Linked DNA regions of Homo sapiens: regions 2, 3 and 4 are each linked to region 1. Evidence: chromatin loops called from intact Hi-C (ENCODE). Cell type or tissue: heart right ventricle. All regions are shown on one strand.

Region 1 (5,000 bases):
AAAGAGACATCCTGGGTCTGCACACTGCCCAGGAAAGAGCACATGGAAGCAGACAGGAGGCGAGGCCAGGCGTCATTTTGCTTGGATTACCCAGGCAGGAGGGCACTGGAGAAGACTTTGAGGTGAGGGCAGGCTGGGCTTGGGCTGAGCTGCAGGCAATCTTACAGTAAGACAATCCCCCTGCTCCTTATGTTTAATTGTGGTAAAATATACCTAACATAACATTTGCTATTTTAGCCTTTTTTCTTTTTTTTCTTTTTTTTCCCTGAGACTGGGTCTCACTCTGTCGCCCAGGCTGGAGGGCAGTGATGTGATCTCAGCTCACTGCAACCTCCACCTCCCGGGTTCAAGTGACTCTTGTGCCTCAGCCTCCTGAGTAGCTGGGATTACAGGCGCGTGCCACCACACCCAGCCACTTTAGCCATTTTTAAGTGTACAATTCAGTGGCATTAAGTACATTCTCATTGTTGCGCATGTCCCTTACTTTTTTATCATGAGCAAGGGATGGAGGGCGATGACTTATTGTTGGTGACAGAGTGCCATGAGGAGGTGGGGCTAGAGTCTTGGGCAAGGGGGAGAAGAGGACAACCCCCCCCCCTCCAGCTTGTGATAAAAGGAGCTTAGGTTCTGCAGAGAGGTGGACTTTGTGGAACTCTGGAAAGCACAGTAGAGATACTGTTCAGGAATAAATGGGCCCTGATTTCTGCTGTGTCCCCTCGGGATGTAGCCCTGCTAATGCCAAATTTGCTTTGAAAGCCAGAGAAAAGCCCTCGATGTTGATAAACAATCTGTGATACAAAAGTGCACAGATTTCTTTAGTATCTTTACTCTAGGAAAACAGTACAGTAAATTGAGAAGAGACTTCAGTGCAAGTTCTCTTCAAATACGTGGGGCATCCTTATACTAAAAAAGCGTTTGTTGTTTATCCGAAATCCAAATTTAACTGATGTCCTGTATTTTTATTTGGCAACCATATTCTGATGAGACTTTGATATCTGGGCTAACTAAATCCGGAACTTTCGCTAACTGTGCCCTACTGTGATGGGGTCTTCTCACCAGTCACTAATCCATCAGAAACCCACTGCAGGTTCAGGCGCGCGTGGCCAGCGCATTCCTAGTCCGCCACACTGCTACCCAGACAGAACATCCACTGCTTCCACATTCTCCCCAGGCTGCAAAGAGTTCCCAGGAGACTTTCTTTTCCCCCCTCAAAGCTGTGCACTTGGGCCTGGTTTCACCTGCAGAGAAGTGGGTAATGGCTGATAGAGGAAGAAGCGGGTCCCTAAGACAGTCGCCTCTGCTCCACAGTGCCATCTAGAGGAAAGACAGGACATACGCTCTGAGAAGCGCAAGGCTGGGGTGTTAATAAGCAGGCCCTTGGGAAATCTGGAGTGCCCTGTTCCCCTCATTATGATCCCGATCCCAGGCAGAAATGCCTGTGGGCTATCACTACAAAAGGAAAACAACCAAAAATGCATCCAGGATTAAAACCACCGTTTCAAAAGCACATCATTAAAGCAAGCTGTGACCCAGATGTTTGTTTTGGTGTGCTTAAGAGTTTTTCAAGCAATTGAAAAGAGTGGAAAAAGTGAAACACCAAGAAAAAAGAAAAAGAAAAAAAAAAGCAGAGCAAGGAATGTTGTTGGATGATTCTCTGTGAGCCAAGGAGGACCTTTTTATTTAAAAATCTGTAAGCTTTGGTGTTGAGGGAGAACTACTACAAAACTAGACTTGAATTATCATTGGAGCAGGATTTTGAAAATTTATTAAGAGTAGCAGGCTGGGCGGCGTGAGGGTGTCTATAGCCCGGATGAAGGTGCTTATGAAGTAAAAGGCATGTCAATGGGAAATGTGGTCGCTGGAAACATGTAGTTAAATTCAGTGCAAAGAGTAGGACAACCTCACATGTGTCCTTGTGTGCAAGGGAAATCAGCTGCCCTCTTGGCTGCTTTCTCACACTCCGGTAGGGCATTGCCGGTCCATCACACAGAGCTGTCTATAAGACACTGATGGAGTACTATGGAAAGCTTACGGGCATACACAATTGGGCTTAGTCCCTTTACCACTCATTCACTTTATAATTGCAGGAAGCAACTTAAGTTCTCTTGTCAATTTTTATGTACTTCAAAGAACTACTAATAAAATTCGAATTTATAGAACATAGACCCCCAAGGGGCATTTTGTGTTGGTGATAATATTCTACTAACTTGAAAAGTTGCAGCAAAGATGCGCCTTCCACTAAACTCTAACTCAGTCTCTTTCTTTTTCTCTCTCCTTGTCTCTCTCTTTCTCTCTCGCTCCCACTTTCTCAAAGGGTCAGAATGCCTGGGTTCTTACCTTCATATTAGCTCTGAAACAGACTTCAAGATAAAACCTAGCTACGTCGTTCTGGCTGAAACTTTGTAAGTGTTAGGTATAAAGTAAGCACCCTGGGTCTTGCTTCTGTTAATGGGCTTGCAATTGTGGAAGCTGCCACTACGTGGCGTCGTGAGTCACAGTGAATCCTAGTGAGTCACAGGCATGAAACCTAAGTCCTGGCTGTCCCTAGTCAAGGCTATTTATGGTCCTAGGTAAGTACGTAAACTCGTCAGCTGTGTTTATTTTTTTTCATAAACATCACATTGATATTGATATGGATGTAAACCTCTGACAATAATTATTAGCTGATTTATTTTTTAAATATTGTATTTATTTTTACTATAATATTTTCCAATAACTATATTATATTTATTGTATAAATAATATCCTTTGGAGTAGGGTTAAAGAATGTGGGCTGGCATCAGCGATGTACCTTCAGAATGTGTCTTATCAACTCTAGTTTTTCATACTCTGTTTTAGAAAGAACATACGTTACTCCTCAGTTCCACGGTGAATATTAGCAAGTCTTCCATATGGAAACAGTCACATCGTGCTTTTGGGTCTTGGTGTCAGATATTCTCTTACACCTGTTTATAACTTACCAAGGAAAATGCTTACTTACTTGTTTCCAAGCCCTTCTTCTATTTCTGGAACTTCGTTTTCTACTTTCAAGCGGGGTTTAGCTATTACCAAGTTCTGTACTTCAGAGAAGTTTGTTTTACATTGTAGAAGAGCACTTGCCAGGCAAGATGTGCAGAAAACTATTCCTCTGGGCTTTACAACATGTGTAATGGTCTCTTTCTAGTCTGGAGAGTTGCACAGGCAGCCAACTGTCCCCACTCTTTCCTTCCTTTAAAATGTAAATGTATTTAAATCAATAGGGTGTGATGGTTAACAGCCTAGGCTCTGTTGGTCAGGCACGCTTGGAATTGAATGGTTGTTCTGGTACTACTTCTTATCTTCTCTAGGCCTCATCTGTTTCCTTATCTATTAAATAAGGGTATTAAAGTATCTTATTTCCTGGAGTGGTTGTAAAGATCATATATGATCATGCTTATACTAGGTGGTCACAATAATGGCTCAGTTTAGATTAGCTATTATTATTATTTTATTTCATTTTTATGTATACCCTATTTCCTTATACAACACATTAGAGGCTACTTATAAGACTGTCTACCTTAAAATAGTAATCAGTGCCAGAAAAGTTTTTGAATTAAAATGAAAGAGTGAGGCTGGGCAGGGGCCTGTGGGGGAATGAAACACAGGTATTGTAAGATACAAGTACTCATAAACTTCTACTCAGTTACTTAGACTTAGCCACATATTTGTTTCTGAGCTTCCCACTAGCTAAAGTGAAAAGAGAATCAGGTTCACTCATGCGATTCCTATGGACCACAAGGCAAAACCTACCAGTCTCTCAGCGAAGCATAAGGGGTCTTGGTTCTTAACTCCAAGAATATATATTCCTTATGTGGGGCATCATGTGAACAGAGACAGTAACCCTAACAATAACCCTATATGAGGTATCGTAGACACTTTAAAAATATAAGCCGAGGGAAAAGTAAGAGGTAGTTTTGCTCCCCAGAGAACTGGGAACAAGACCATGTGCTGGGCAGAATTCTGAGATTCACGCCCCCTGGTGTACACGTCCTGCATAATCTCTTCCCCTTTGGGTGTGGGCAGGACAGTGTTGGCTGTCACTCCCACGATTAGATTATGGGATATACAAAGTGAAGTCCCGATGTAATGAAGTCCCTAATCAGTGGCTTTAAGTAATCAAAAGGAGATAATCCTGGGTGTTCTGACCTAATCAGCCCATTAAAGAAGATCTAGAGTTCAAGGAGAGTCTCTGCTAGCCTTGAAGAAGGATACTGCCATGCTGTGAGAGAGCCACATGGCCAGGAACTGAGGGCAGCCTCTAGGAGCTGAGAGAGACCTTCAGGTGACAGCTGATGAGACAACAGGGACCTCAGTCCTACAGTCCTGAGGACCTGGATCCTGCCATCAGCCTGAATGAGCTTGGATGAGAGCACAGCCAGCAAACATCTTGATTTCAGCCTTGTGAGACCTTGCACAGAGAACCCAGTTATACCATTGCCTGGACTTCCGACCTACAGAAACTTTGAGATCATCAAAAGGTATTGTTTCAAGCTGCTGAGTTTGTGGCAATTTGTTACACAGCAATAGAAAACTAATGCAAACCATATGGCTGGAATCCACAGCCTTTGAATAGATTCAGAAATAAAATCCAGAACATCTAGGGCATTTCCCAAACTAAACATTCATGGGAGATGCTAATATATGTGTCACATTAAAAGCAAAACAACTTTTTTCGTTGACCCTGACTGTTCGCATTAGAAAGGCCTTTGCTCTACTGGTGGGGCAGAGAGTCAGGTTTCTGGGTTGTAAGCAACAGAAATAAACTGACTCACATTTGCAGAAGAGAGTTTATGGAAAGGCTATAGTGAGGTCATGGAATCAAGGAGCAGGCTAAAGAAACAGTCTCAGAATGGACAGGAACCTGAAAACTCCAGGGGTCTCACTTCCAAAAAAAAAAAAAAAAAAAATCCTGATGGCCAGTTGCCACCAAAATAAAAGAATTTCATCTGTTCCTTTTCCCCGTCCCCACTATTATCAGATAA
Region 2 (5,000 bases), 570 kb before region 1:
ACATGCCCTTCTGACTTTATCCTTCCTGGCTTTGGCTTTTCTATTGGGTTTTCATACACAGAAAGAGACAAAATAATCTGAAGGCCATTGTAGGAGCTTCCTGGGGATCACAGGACTGGGGAATGCGGATGATTTTACCTTGTGTTTCTAAGTGGATTGGAAGCTCCGTGAAGGCAAAGATCCTTGCTCTTGTATCTTTATCGCAATTCCTGATGATTCTATTATCAGTAACTAGGGATGTGTGTGGAAAGCTGGATTCCAAAAAGAATGGAGGGTAATCGGAAGAAGTGAATTTAAATTCCCTGCTTTCTTCTAATAGGCATCATCCATATGTCCTCCATTTTCCACTCCTCTTTGCTGTTTTGTGGGCCACCGGGCGCACAGTGAAAGGAATTCCGTTTTAAAGATGGAACAGTTTTTGCCTTCTTGCCTTCCTCTCATTTGTTCTCTTGGGACAATGTTTCGGTTGAACATTCTCATATTGTTTCCAGTTAAAAGCCAATAGCAATTGATCCAGCTGTTCCAATGGAAAGCTGTTACACACACAAGTTCTTTGAAATCTGACAATCTGTGCACCTTTATTACAGGATTAATCATGGATTGTGAACAATATGTCTGCTTTAGAAATAAAATAGTTGTTTTCAAGTAATGGATTGTGGTGCAGTTGGGAACGAAAATGTTACTAATGCCATTATAGTGTGTGTGTGTGTATATACACACATATACAATATGTGTGTGTTTATACACACATAATTGACCCACAAATTAAAGAAAAAGAGATCTAGCCAGACTTTTTGGCTCTGTTACCGGAAGCGAACAGTGATGTTTAGACACATAGTTACATATATTTCTAGGAGATAGCCTCATTTTTTTTCCCTTTGGAAAACTAAAATCATGAATTAATTGTGCTTTCCAAGAATTTTTTTTTTAATCAGCATCACTTGCTAAAAAATAGAAATAGAATTTTTTTGTTTCTTTTTTATGTTGAAAAATTTTTTTCATTTTTATTGTTTCTTTCCTACATTTTCTTTTACTGTAGGGGCAACAGGGTGATTGGTGAGATCTTCTACCACCATGTATTTACTGGTAACTGCAGGCATCTAGTTGCTTCTAAAGAGGAATGCTTCTGTGATTTACCCAGTCCCTTTTCAGTCTACCAGTGATTTCTGTAGCCCCCCTACCCATCCCTTTCATGTGAATACCACCCACCCATTTAATTCCTCATCACATCTTTCTTAAACAGATGCTAAAGAGGTTCCTCAGATTCTCTGACTTGCACATTTGCATACGATTTAGAGAACTTCCAAGTTGGTGCTTCTGTGAGACATCATGTGGCTGTGAGCTGGTGAGAGGGGAAGTTGGGTGCTTTAATACATTCAAAGGAAGGAATTTGTGAGTGTGTGTTTAGGCAATGATTAACTTTCTTTTGCAATACTTACTCTGGTCCGTAAAGCAAAAATAAATTGTTACTGAACACAATGTAAAATCCTCCTTCCTTTTCCAGAGGGCAGGGACTTGAGATTGGTTCATGATTACCAGCAGAGAGTTAGTGAGCCAGTGCTGGATAATCTATCACGGACCAGTGGGTTTCAGAATCGGATGCAGTGCGTATGCTGGAAGGGGAGAAGGTGCTGTAGGCATGTGTAGGCATCTTCCTCACTTAATGATTTGAAAACCCTCTTCTCAGTGACTTGCAAGCCTTAACATCTTTTTCTGATTGTATTTCCATACAGATAGTTAAGGGTGATGGCAATAGCAGTGGCCTTTACTTTTGTTATACCCAATCAGCCTGAGTACATTTTTGTGGTGGGTTTGTTTTGGTATTTTCTTGCCATGTGAATTGATATTTAGGACCTGCGCTTTGCAGAGCTCCTTCATTATAGTATGCGTTCTTTCTGCAGATGGCAAATGCAATTTTCCTCTTGTCCTAGAGAGATGACCCATTTCCTGTGACTTGTTCTAATAATACAAGATGACTTTAATTTTTGTTCAGTTTGCCTTTAAAAGATTGCCAGGTTTAACTCTCTTGTCTCTGTAACTCTTGTGATATATTTTTGAGCATTGGTAAGACATGTAATAATTTAAAAACAATGGCAGACTAATTTTGTGAAAGTTTTTTATTTTTTATTTTTGGCTAAATAAGCACCTTTTATGGCTGTGCATTTTGGATTCGTTACATATATCTTTTCTAAAATCTGTGACTGAAAGTGGGGTGAAGTATTCCTGCCCTGCTTACTGAATCTTTTTTTCCCACATAACTAACCTCAGGGTATTTTGATCATTTGCTTTTTCTATAAAAACCTGTAGAATGAGGAGATTGCAGCAGATGATCTCTAAGGACCATTTGAACTTTGAATTTTTTTCTCCTTCCCCTTTGCAGCTTTGGCGTCTCGGCCACTTTCTGCCCAAACTCACCCCTGGATGAAGGGTCTAAGCTTGCTGCTGTCTCCAGCAGTGATGGGCTCTACTAGGAGGCATTGCCAGGTCTGGTGGGCTCCTTCGGGTTGGCCTGGCTCTTCTCTTTGACCTCTGTAATAACTCTGAGTGCCCTGCAGTGGGGAGCACTTTGAGGGGGGCCTGTGAATGAAGCCTTAGCAAGTCTGTCCAGAGCTCCCCTGGTGCCGCCTGGCATGCTGCTGATAGTTTGCAATGTCTTCACAAGAAATGGTATCAGAAACCTCCTGTCATATCAGCATGGGTCTCTTGCTTCCTGCAGGAAGGGCGATATCCTGGGAGGCACAGAGGTGGAGCCCGAGAGACGCAGTGTTCCAGCGCTGCTCGGCTCAGGACTGGGTCTTTTCTTCCGTATCCTCAAGCAGCTTCCTTTGACTTACTACTTCTTTTTGTTTGTTTTTTCTTCATTGGGCTTTAAGCGTTGCTTCTCTTTAGTGTATGTGTGACTGAAGCCAAACACAACATTGCTTTCCCTTTGCCTGCAAATAATCTTGTTGCCCAAGCCCATCTCTGCCATTTTCAGTGACAGCTGGCTGGCCAATGAGCCTGAGCACTGGGAATGCCCAGCAGGGCACATCTAGGGGGCTGCTTTATATTTGGAGCTAGCAGGTCTCTTTTCTAGGGCTTTCCAGGAAAGATTTAGAATTAAACATTGGATGGATTTTGTGTGTTCATTTCTTTTTCCATCACTGTGCCTTTATTTTCTTGGGGCTTTCATTAAAAGCAGAAAAACAGATAATGGTAGAAACATCTATAGCATGCATACAAAGAAGTAAAAGATTTTTATAATTTTTTGCCTTAAAATATATCTAATGCTGTGGCCTCTGAGCCATTCTCAGTTGGTATGACCATGATCAGAGAAACCTTAAGAAATCAGCTTTGCCAGGTGTGGTGGTTCACGCGTGTAATCCCAGCACTTTGGGAAGCCAAGGCAGGCAGATTGCTTGAGCCCAAGAGTTCGAGACCAGCCTGGGCAACATGGTGAGACCTGGTCTCTACCAAAAATACAAAAATTAGCTGGGCGTGGGTGCCCATGCCTGTGGTCCCAGTTACTTAGGAGCCTGGGTGGTCAGGGCTGCAGTGAGTTGTGATCGTGCCACTGCACTCCAGCTTAGGTAACAGAGTGAGACCTTGTCTCAAAAAAAAAAAAAAAAAAAAAAGCAGCTTCCTGTGTTCCTCGTTTGCATTCTGGACAAAGACTCTGTGGCCAAAGAAAGAGCAGCTGGACTCTCATGCTAGTTCTGGAGAAATGTAAGAAAAGCTTAATTCCACTGGAGGTGCCAGGCAGGCAGTTGGCATTCCTAGGCCCACTTTACTCCTGGCCCAGGGCCTTCTCCTCATCAACTTATCAGCGTTGGGCTTCCTTACCTTGACCTCACATTTGCAGTTGAATGAGTGCCAGGGAAAAGAACAGACATAGGGTAAAGTAGAGTAATAGGGAGTCCCGTGGGGCTTGGAAGGGCAGAGGGTGTTGTTGCCAATAGGGGTAGCGCCATTGTGTCTTTGCTGGGCTCTGGAGAGAAGGAGAGAAGAGCAAAGGAGAGGTGCCTGATGCCTTGGATTGATGTTCTCAATCAGGAAGAGCCAGACCAATGCTGCCTCTTCTGGCCGCCTCCACCATCCTACCACGTGTTTTCATCCTCATTGTCACATCCACTGTGCCCTTCCTCACCCAGATGGTGGGTTGGGAGATGAGCAAGTAAGTGTAGACGCCTTGGTGGAATGGGAGTAGTTTGTGTTGCATGTACTCATTCCTGTCCTTTTGTTCCCAGAGGTGGTTAAATAGGTGAGCATAGAACTCTCATGAAGCTGTGTCCCGAGAAAAACCCTTGACAGAGTATAAAGAAAATTTGCAACATGTTTCCTCCATGTTTTTTTTTCTGTCAGCTGTTTCAGGTGATAGAAATGCATCTATTACTGTTTTGAGAACTCTGCTAATCCTGTGATGTGTTATGAGATGTCTCTTGAGACATCCTTGCTCAGGAAATCTGCTTTTGCTTGGCTTGCATCTCCTATAGTAAAATGGCTCTCAGTTTCCCACGGCAATAAATAAATAAGCAATAGCATGAGATATTCTTGCCAGGTAGATTCATGCAAAGTGGAGGCATGTAATGTAGAAATAACACCTTTTAGCTGAGAAAAGGCACCTATCAATTGGATGTATTCTCTTGTGTCTTTTTCATGTTCTGGGCCATTACATCCAAGCCTAAGAGCAGACTTTTTCCCTAGGATTTTTAAAGGTTCCTAAAGTCTCTTTTCTTTCTTTTTTTTTTTTTTTTTTTGAGATGGAGTCTCACTCTGTCACCCAGGCTGGAGTGCAGTGGCGCAATCTCAGCTCACTGCACCCTCTGCCTCCCAGGTTCAAGTGATTCTCCTTCCTCAGCCTCCCAAGTAGCTGGGATTACAGGCGCCTGCCACCATGCCTGGCTAATTTTTTGTGTTTTCAGTAGAGACGGGGTTTCACCATGTTGGTCAGGCTCCTCTCAAACTCCTGACCTCAGGTGATCCACCCATCTTGGCCTCCCAAAGTGTTGGGATTATAGGCT
Region 3 (5,000 bases), 140 kb before region 1:
CGCATCGGAGATTCTCGGACGACCCTTTCCTTATCCGCCTCCTGTGTCTATCATTTTCTTCACTCCTAATCTGTTTATTGCTTTGTTTTGTTTTTGAGATGGAGTTTCACTGTTGTTGCCTGGGCTGGAGTGCAATGGCGCGATCTTGGCGCACTGCAACCTCCGCCTCCCGGGTTCAAGCGATTCTCCTGCCTCAGCCTCCCCAGTAGCTGGGATTACAAGCACACGCCACCATGCCCTGCTAATTTTTGTTTTTTTTAGTAGAGACAGGGTTTTGCCATGTTGGCCAGGCTGGTCTCGAACTCCTGACCTCAGATGATCCAACCACATCGGCCTCCCAAAGTGCTGGGATTACAGGCGTGAGCCACTGCGTCCGGCCCTAATCTGTTTTTCACACTCTCATTCCTCATCTTGCTCTCTGGTCTACCCTGAGTTTCTTAAAGGAAACTGACCGAGTATGGTTTTGCCAACGCCGGGGTGCCATGTGACACACATTAGAGAGTTTGTATCTTTTGGGCCTGTGCAGGAAAGACTGGAGACTACAAGTTTCCCACCTGTGCCAAGGAGAATACTCATTCATACCTGTGTACGCCAGGTAGCAGTTAAAGGAGAAATCAATTGCTCTCACAGTTTCACAAGAAAAAATGGTTTAAAAAATTGTCTTTACTGATGAAAGCTCTTTCTTGAACTCTATTGTCAAAATAGGGACGTGACCGTCTTTAAAAATAGCTGGTTTGGGAAAAAAATTACTGGTGCGAATTGCACGGAAGAAAAGGGGTGTACTTTGGCTTTCCTCTCTCCTTTAACTGCACTATCAGAATCAAATCTGGGCTTCCAATACATTTTTAACCAGAGAGTTGTGAAAAGGCCCTCAAACAAGGACATTCATGCTGTTTATAGCTGGCTTTTGTTATTATTATTAATTTATTTTAGTTGACAAACAAAAATCAATATATGGTGTACAAATGATGTTTTAAAGTATGTATGCATTGTGGAATGGCTAAATCAAGCTAATTATACATGCAGATCACTGACTTTTAATAGAAAAAGGAAATATTGTTACCTTGCTTTTAAAATTGAGATACTTTATGATGTCAGTGCATACTCTATAGTTACAATTTTTTGTTTTGCTAGATTTTAAAATTTAATTGTCATTATTCCTGTCACTAGCCACCTCATCCTGGGAGACGGACACCTATAATCTTAAACCTCAATGTAACTTGGTGTGATGGAGAACGGAAGGGATGTCTCACTAGGAGAAATGCCATAGATTGAAGGAGGCCCGACGGCATGTCAGCGCGCTGCCCAGCACACCCTCCCAATGCATCTGTACTTGACCAAGCCATTCCCGGAAGCAGATCATGGCAGGCTCCCCGGGGCTGGCATATGCTTATCCTAAATTACAAAACTGGCATTTGCCTCTACTCAGCCCTGTTTTCTGTATGACTATCAAATTGTTTACTGACAAAGTCACAATGAGCTTTCATACTCCCTTTGTGGGAACTGGAAAAAGGTTACTGCTCAGAATAAATCCACTGGGCCGGGTTCAGTCCTCATTTACTACCCTCTGTGTAGCAGGAACGGCCCATTATCCCTTACAGGGATGCTCAGAATCCCAGCAGAGGGGCCTTGCCATTCTCCTTCCCCCTATTCAAAAATTCTCCGTTCTGTGGCTTTTTCTTCCAGGGTCTTTATTTTACCGAATGACCTAATAACTTGATGAATAAATTCAAACAACAAAGATGTTAATAGCAGTGCTTGTTCCAGCTATGCTATTATATTGCCAATGTTGTCATCATCGTCTAGAGTACTGTTTCCTTACTTTACATCTGGTAACAATCTCATCCATTTTGCCAAACTGAACTCTAATATCAATTACTCTGAAAAATTTCCTGACCCTTCCAAGTGAGTAAGTTATTTCCCTCTCTGAATGCTTGTAGTAGAGTGTTTATATATTTTCATATTTCTTACATTGCTTAATAAATATTTACATGTCAGTCTCCCCTGATGTCCTGTAACCCTTTGAGATCAGAGGCAGTGGTGTTCTTGTTTATATCTCCAGCTCATGGTTTATTATTTAGACATAATAGGTGCTCAACAAATAAATAATGACTGGATCATGGTATTGAATGAACTGGTCAATCAAACTTAGTACTTACCATGGTGTTTTTCCCTTAATTGGGGGCTCCTAAAGACGACTCTTTAAAGCAGCTGATTGGAGTGTAGACAGCTGGAAGGACAGCACCCTCTTGGCTCTTTTCCCAGAAACCAGCTGCTATTTTGCCTTCCAGTCAGGGTTAGATCAGGAATTACTAAGAACTCTGTGAAGAATGGCTTGGCCCTAGTTCCCTGCTTTTTACTTGAGTTTCCGGAGCATTGGGAATCTCCACATATATGCCAGTAAATCCTCTGGTTTTCTGGATTTGAGGGAAAGTTGCGTCTTATGTTTTCTCTGATGTGTTCATGAGCAGAGGGCACTGTCTTTGAGGCAGAATACCAGGTGCTGTAATAGATACAAAGGAGTACCCCAAACCTGCTCTGAGGAGGTAATTTATAACTGGAGAGAGAAATGTGTAACGTGATAAACTACATGAGGGGTCAGAAATCACTGCAGACTTTGGTGATTAGAGAAGTCTTCATGGGAGTGGATTTGGAGCTGGACCTGGAATGATAAATTGGATTTCTATTTGTTCATTCAATTGACAAATATTTGTCTAGTGTACCCCATTCTTCCCTAGGTATGGGAATACAAAGAGTGCTCACTCAGAAGTATACTAGTGTGAGCTCCAAACTTTTTGGGTGATAGAACCCCTAAAAGTAATAGAGTTCTTTGCCCAGCCCCATAACTTACTGCCAAATTAGCACAAAAAGTCTAAATGGACTAAGGAACATACCAGCAAGGTTTTAGTATAGATGAAAGGAAAGAGGTTCCATATGTTGACAAAAAAGTTTTTTGCTTTTTCTGTTGTTGTTTTTGAGACGGAGACTTGCTCTGTTGCCCAGGCTGGAATGCAGTGGAATAATCTCTGCTCACTGCAACCTCCACCTCCCAGGTTCAAGCTATTCTCCTGTCTCAGCATGCACCACCACGCCCAGCTAATTTTTGTATTTTTTTTATGGAGATGGGGTTTCACCATGTTGGCCAGGCTGGTCTCGAACTCCTGACCTCAAGTGATCTCGCCTCAGCCTCCCAAAGTGCTGGGATGGATTATAGGCGTTAGCCACCATGCCCGGCCTAAAAGTTTTTTAATAGAAAATTTTACTGGAGAAATTTTATGGGAGAGTTTTATCAAATAGCTTATTTTTCTGTCTTCTTGGAAAAGATTCTATTCATTTAGTGCAAAAGTAATTGCGGGTTTTGCCACTTTTTTTAAAGTATGGCAAAAACCGCAATTACTTTTGCACCAACCTAATACCAAGACGAGCACTGAAGATAGAACCATAGGCAAGACCGATATTTTAAAAGCTTATTGAAGAAAATGGGTCAGAAAAAGAATCATTTGAATTGGGGCAGAAGCTGTTCATCAAGTTCCTCAACATGATTGAGCATGGTGTCTGGTTTTGTTTTCAAAACTCAGTTTTGTCTTTAACGTTATACTGTGTCCACTCAAGGCTGATGAATTACAGCCCTTTTTGCTAAATTTGTTCATCATTTCTCCAGAGACTCAGGCTATGAGACGAAAAGGGTTTTACATGGTACAAATGCAACATCTCTAGAAGGAACTAAAAGGGCAAGACGTTTGGTTTGTCAGAGCAGTTCTGATGGGTCAAGTTAGGTCCTGAGGAATGTTGTTTGTTGGGAGTGCTGCCAATAGCTGTAACATTGTTCAACAAACTCCACCAGGCTTGACATTCAAGACTTGAAATAAGATAGTAAAATGCCCAAGTTTCTGTGAACCCAGAAAATCTAAGACAGGTCTCAGTTAATTTAGAAAGTTTATTTTGCCAAGCTTGAGGATGTGTACCCATGACACAGCCTCAGGAGGTCCTGTTGACATGTGCCCAAGGTGTCAGAGCACAGTTTGGTTTTATACATTCTAGGGAGACATGAGACATCAATCAACAAATGTAAGGTGAACACTGGTTCCGTCTGGAAAGGTGTGACAACTCGAAGCAAAGGTGGGACAGTTTGAAGTGGGGAGGGGCTTCCAGGTCATAGGTAGACAAAACACAAATGGTTGCATTCTTCTGAGTTTCTGATTAGCCTCTCCAAATGAGGCAATCAGATATGCATTTATCTCAGTGAGCAGAGGGGTGACTGAATAGAATGGGAGGCAGCTTGGCCCTAAGCAGTTCCCAGCTTGACTTTTCCCTATAGCTGAGAGATTTGGGGGCCCAAGATTTATTTTCTTTTCACACTTCCTTTTTCTCCTTTTTGGATCATTTTGGGATCGGTATAATCTCTTCTTCCTATTCCTTTCCCCGCATGTCGCCACCTGACATATGCCCCCAACAAGCATATAGTCTATGCCATATCACACCACAGCATCAGAGGCACTTATTATGGGATGCAGGAGGGAGGTGTAGGCGAGGAGGCGTAGGGTACAGCAAGAACCTTTGTTAAAAGGGAGTTTTTGTGATTTCTCAGACCTGTTTCTAATCCTAGGTAAAACAACAAAAATCAGTTGTGCAATACAATGTTATATGCAACAAGTTTCTTTTCAGAAACAAAAAAAATCACTGTAAAACACTGTCATCCTTTGAAAGTTGTTATAATCAGCTCAATGAACATGGCTTAATTTCAGTCACTCAGAAAATTATATCTTTTTGTTAATCTCAATATTTACGTTTCTGCTTGATGCAGTCAATGACATTTGTTTATTGACCTCTATAAATGATGAGCTTAGGTGTAACTGGCATTCAGAGAGAAGGCTGTCATATTGCAGAAAAATATGAAGTGGCCTTTATTTTTATGTTCAGAAGCATGTGTGATGCCAGATGTTTTTTATACGCAGTGCACTTAGAAATGCATTTGTGAACTCTAGACCTGCAGGGGAGAT
Region 4 (5,000 bases), 290 kb before region 1:
ATTAATTTGGTATTTATAAAAGAAAATATGTTTATAGCTGATTTTCAGTGGAAATAATATTTTTTAAAGATGTACCTTATGTGACTAATTAAATGTTCTTTGCCAATCAGCACATCTGCAGCCAGATTTCAAAACTATATATTCATTTGGCCACAGAGACTTTTTAGCCCAATCTTGCAAAATATTTGCTATTGTAGTATAATTGAGAATAAAACAGTCTAAATTAGTGAAGAAATACAGAATATGAACAATTACAATGTATGAAAAAAATATACACAATATTTTTTTCATCACATCAAAACCCATTTACTGGGTCGTAAAATCAATTTAATAGGTCTTGTTAGCATTTTTTTATAGGGAGGATGGGATGGAATTGAGAATAGAGTACATTGCATGTTGTAAGGAAAAGTATGGTTTCATGAAATGTTAGTTTTATATGTCTGTGTTTCTGTGTGTGAATATACTGGATTGCTGTGTAAACTGTATTTCTTACTGTGGATTGTTATCATTAGTTTGAAAACATTATTTTAGAGAAATACCAATTTGTGTATAGTATGTGGAATTAACCCTTCACCTATTGTCCTGGAAGACCCATCCAAGTCCCAGTATTAGCAACTAGAGAAAAATTATATGCATTTAGTATATTATTTATGGAAATAAATGTTTCTGAAGTCCTCAGTTCTCAGCAAAAACTTGTTCCTGTACAAGACATTCCTGGGAAACCTAAACAAAGAGAAAAGGAAGGATAGAAGGATCTGCTAACATATTTAAAGCCTTCTGCCTGTTTTCCTGAATAACATTCTACCACCTGGTTAAGGGTGTTTATTTATAGTAAGGAGTACACGGGGGTGAAATGCCCAAGACCCCTCACTTTATAAGGTCTTAACTGGCATCAGCTCGTTGCTTCTGTACAGTGGAGCCTCATTCCTCACAAGGTATTGGTTTGAGTGGGATGTTTTGACTTAGACCCAAAGCAAGAATGGGTCCATGGCAGCCAGGGGGAGAGAGAAAATGCCAAAACTATGGAAAGGATTGAGAACCTGGCGGCAGTGAAGAGTGAAGACCCCACAGCCTTCCCAAATGCTAAGGTCGAGAACATGGGGCAGGGAGGTAGGTCTAGAGCCAAAGCTTGAAGCCTGAAGTGTTGGATGCAGTCAACCACTGGAAATCTGTCAGAAGCCAGTGTCCCAGCCAGAAATATGGCCTTCCTTCAGAACTCCCCCTTTCCCTTTCTTACCCTGAGGAGTCATTCCATCCCTGTGTTCAACTTTTTTATACTGGTGGAATCTGGCTTATAACAGGACCAGTCCGATACAACATCTGGACTGGCTCCAGTACCTGGATCATACCTCACTTGTGGGCCAAAATCCAATTATTAAACACTTGTCATTTATATTTACTTTGTAATTTATTAAACATTTGTCATGTTCTTGCTGTGCTACCTATTTTCATATTCTATCTGACAATAACAGTTGACATTTTCTCTCAAGAAGTGGAGAGAGCTGGAAAATTCAGCAAAGAAGGGTTAAATAACTTTTCCTTTAGCCAGTGCTTTCAAAGATGCCCCAACCCTAGAATTACAGATACCACTTAGGCTACTAAGCTAGGCTGTTGTTTGAAACTGACCTACTTCTGTCATCCTCCACAGTTGTCTTAATGGGAGGCAATTTATGCCCCACATTTACTGTAGTGCTTGCAGAAGGCATCAAGCTCTACAAAGCTTCATGCTTGTCCTTAAAAGTTAATTGGGAGCATCAGGGGAGGAGTGAGTGCTGGGAACAGCTATTTCCATTTCCCAGAACAGTAGTTGAATCCTCTCATCTTTCCAGGGTAATTTTAGGAAAACCTCAGTCATTTACTCTACTTTCATTGCCTAGATTTTAGGTTTTCAGTACTTTGAAATGACAGCTTTTCAAAAAGATACTACCTAAAGAGAAATGAGATGTAGATTTAAACAAAAGATGAATATTGAAGTAATCCATTTAAGATAATAGCTGAAAATATTTATTCCGTTATTATGTCTTTCACTGGATTTTATTTCATCTGAAAATGTTAGATAGAGGAGACTCTGGATTTGGAAACTGGACCCCAGAGTGGTGAAAGGACTTCCCAAGAGGTGGCCTTGGGACCAGGCTAAGAACTCAGTTCTCCTGACCACCCCTCTCTATGCCACATTGTCCTGCTAGATCTAAACATGAGGAATGTTCACATGGATGATGTCACCAATTGACACCATCCAACATGGCTTAATAGAAAAACCATGGACTTGTAGCCAGGGAAATTCAAACTTAAGTCTTTATCTCACAAGGTTGCATGAACTAATTGAGGTAGCATGTGAAGCACCTAGCGCAGAGCAGATGTTCAAGAAATTAGGTCCCACACGGGAATTACAACCTGAAGACACATTCTAAAGGTAGGAAAGTTTGTCACTAATTCTTTCTCGCCTTCTCTTCCTGTTGTCTAGCTGGTGCTATGGGTGGGTGCATGGAGTCTTCAGGCTGCCCTCAGAATACCTAAAGTTTTCTCAATACAGTGTATGTCAAACTTCATTCCATGCATCATCCCATTCTGTGCCTGTTTTTCATTTAAATTAAGGGTCTTTGGACCATTCCTGCTGGCTTTGCTAATCTTATAAACTGATGTTTATGAAAATGGTAATAACTAAAGCTAGATAATGTCTTAGAATGTCAAGTCTTCAGTTAAAGATACTTGATCTCATTAGAGTAGTCTTCCCAGTCTTACTTTTTACTGATCTCCTCTACCTTTTTCAGTATGAAAAGTCTTCTTCATAACAGGGTATTCAGGATCAAAAGTAGGAGTTAAAAGGTTCTGGTTTTCTCTGTGACATTTATCAAACTCTGCACCATGAGTCACTCCCAGCAATGAGCTTGTCTGCTGCTTTGTTGTCTTGCCTTTTGATGTTTCTGTTACATTTAAAATATAAAATAAATGTATTATTTTCTTAGAATATATTTATTATTTTAATAACTAAGGTAATATATGTTCATTATTTAAAATTCCACATACATAGAAGGCTACAGAAGAGAGTGAAAACTCTCCTGTGTTTCCACTCTACCTCCCCCATTTTAAAATTTGGGTAACTACCACCAGCTGTTTCATATGTATCTTCTTCCCAGAACTGTATTTTACACCTGAACCAGTATATCTTTTTTTAAGTTTAAAAATCAATCAGTTTGTATTTTTATCAAATAATGGTTTACAAAGCCAAACAACTAAAAAAGACAAAATTTTTTAAAGAGCACTTTCTCAGTCACCATCACCACCACCTCCTGATAGCCAGGGGGACTGCCCTTAACTCCTAACTCTTAGTTTCTGTTATTGTCTTCGTGTCTCAAAATGGTGTGCTTTTACTCTTTTTTTCTTGATTTGTCGATTGTATTATCTTCTATTATGGTAGGTAAAAATCATGCTGTCTTAACATTCCCACATCATTTTTCTCCCATCCTTTCAACAGTTATATAACCCAATTTTTTGATAATTCACTGTTTACACTATTTAACAATGTAAATATTGTTCATTGATGAGCAGCTGTAATTTCGTTTATTTTTTTGGTCAACTTTTTTTCCCACGAGTTAATTGCCTTACATTTTAATTTTCTTTGTTTCTTTGTGTGTGTATATCTCTAGCTGATTCTTTTCTAATTCACTGACAGATCTATGAAATCTTTCAAAACACGGTCAACATATAAGATAATATATCAGTTCCATTTTGTTCATTTTAAATCAGAGATCTCCCTTTTGGCTTTGTCTTTTCTAATCAGGACTGGTTGTTCCGTTGCATTTTATACATTTGTCATCCTGGGACCTTGCTTCACTGCTGCCCCAGGAGTTCATTTACATCTTTCTTGTGTTGAGTTCCCTGTTTCTAGATCCTATGTTGTTTTCTTCCTTGGCTTATTTCCTTGTTTTACTAGGACATATCCTTCTGTAGCTTTCTGAGTAAGGATCCAAGGAACCCTTGGAATAATTTTTAAATTCCATTCATGTCTAAAAATATCCCTATTCTGCCCTCTAACTTAATTGATATTTTGGCTGGGTATAGACTCAGATATAAATCATTCTGAAAACACTATTTCATAGTCTTCCAATGATCCCTTTCAAAAAATCCATGGCTCTTCGGCTTCCTTATTCTTTATATGTGACCTATTTTCTATGAAAAGTTTTTAGAATCTTTTATTTATCTAAGATAATTCTGAAATTTAAGGAAGGATCTCTTTTGGTATAGGTATTCTTTCTTCTTCTTCCACCCCCAGCCCTTCTGGGGCCCTTTAACCTAGAGATTTGATTCCAAGAAATGCTCATTTAGTATTCATTTGAAAGTTTCCTCCTCTCCATTTTCTCTGTGTTCTGTTACTATAACGTCTTTTAGCTGAAGAGGAAACTACTTTGACTAATTCTTTTTTTATTTTTCTGAAATTTTTTAAATATTTTTTAAAATTTTTTTATTTTTCTCTCCAGTTTTCTATTGCTTTTTCTACTTCCTGAGAAATTTTCTAGAATTATCTTTCAAATTATCTTTCTTTGTTTTTTGGCTTTCATAGATTTTTTTTTTGTGTGTGTGCATGACCTGCTGAATCATAAGATTTTTTTTTTGAAATCCTAAGAGATCTTTTTATTCTCCAAACATTTTCTTTCTTAAGTCAGTATCAGTATCCTATTTTTCTTTCAGAAAGATCTGAGGATTTTTTTTTTCCACTTTAAAGTATTTTAAGTTTTTGCATTGATCTCTTTACAGTGATCTCTGTTTACTTCTTCCCCTTCCCTACTCACTGCGGTGCGTTTGCTTAGGTCTCAGTATTTTCTGCTGGAGATTTTCTTCAAAGGTTTGGTATTCCTAGGTGTTTTACAGCACTGAAGCACTAAACAGCTTTCCTCCCTGCCTCCTCTCCAGGCAGTTTCCTGGGTTAGGAGTCTGGGTGTTGGAGAGTGTAAAGATGGCAGAACCCAGCTGTTTCTCCCATCTGTCCTGCCTCTTGTTCA

The links. Hi-C counts contacts between places; a loop is a spot of excess contacts. Peaks named below come from ENCODE experiments on the same cell type or tissue, not always from the same donor. Only the 100,000 strongest peaks of a DNase experiment are listed, where the experiment ranks them.
Region 2: it touches region 1 in a loop (2.9-fold over the local background); 37 of 110 quality-filtered maps call a loop at or near these places.
Region 3: a loop joins it to region 1, with 3 times the contacts of the local background. A loop is called at or near these places in 7 of 110 quality-filtered maps.
Region 4: it touches region 1 in a loop (3-fold over the local background); 70 of 110 quality-filtered maps call a loop at or near these places.

What each region holds. Positions count from the first base shown.
Region 1 is chr9:77,454,503-77,459,502 of GRCh38, reverse strand. The region is part of intron 2 of GNA14 (G protein subunit alpha 14); the gene reads left to right. GNA14-AS1 (GNA14 antisense RNA 1) reads right to left here. Exons shown (of 5, transcript NR_121184.1): 2 at 2,981-3,208. It overlaps LOC124902185 (a long non-coding RNA gene), which reads right to left and starts at 2,420. Exons shown (of 2, transcript XR_007061598.1): 1 at 2,338-2,420. RefSeq lists an enhancer at 3,990-4,109. In heart right ventricle, CTCF peaks have their summits at 1,325 (motif pointing left), 2,271, 2,477, 4,000 (motif pointing left) and 1 weaker place; DNase peaks (open chromatin) are centred at 1,292 and 2,472.
Region 2 is chr9:78,019,660-78,024,659 of GRCh38, reverse strand. All of the region lies in intron 1 of GNAQ (G protein subunit alpha q), which reads left to right. Among named protein-coding and RNA genes, the nearest start is that of GNAQ, 9.7 kb to the left of the region's middle. In heart right ventricle, a CTCF peak has its summit at 2,762; a DNase peak (open chromatin) is centred at 2,712; H3K4me3 peaks cover 1,701 bases; H3K27ac peaks cover 3,947 bases.
Region 3 is chr9:77,596,015-77,601,014 of GRCh38, reverse strand. All of the region lies in intron 1 of GNA14 (G protein subunit alpha 14), which reads left to right. Among named protein-coding and RNA genes, the nearest start is that of GNA14, 50 kb to the left of the region's middle. In heart right ventricle, no CTCF peak of the experiment used is centred here; a DNase peak (open chromatin) is centred at 2,291; H3K27ac peaks cover 4,061 bases.
Region 4 is chr9:77,745,184-77,750,183 of GRCh38, reverse strand. All of the region lies in intron 5 of GNAQ (G protein subunit alpha q), which reads left to right. Among named protein-coding and RNA genes, the nearest start is that of GNA14, 99 kb to the right of the region's middle. In heart right ventricle, no CTCF peak of the experiment used is centred here; no DNase peak of the experiment used is centred here; H3K27ac peaks cover 248 bases.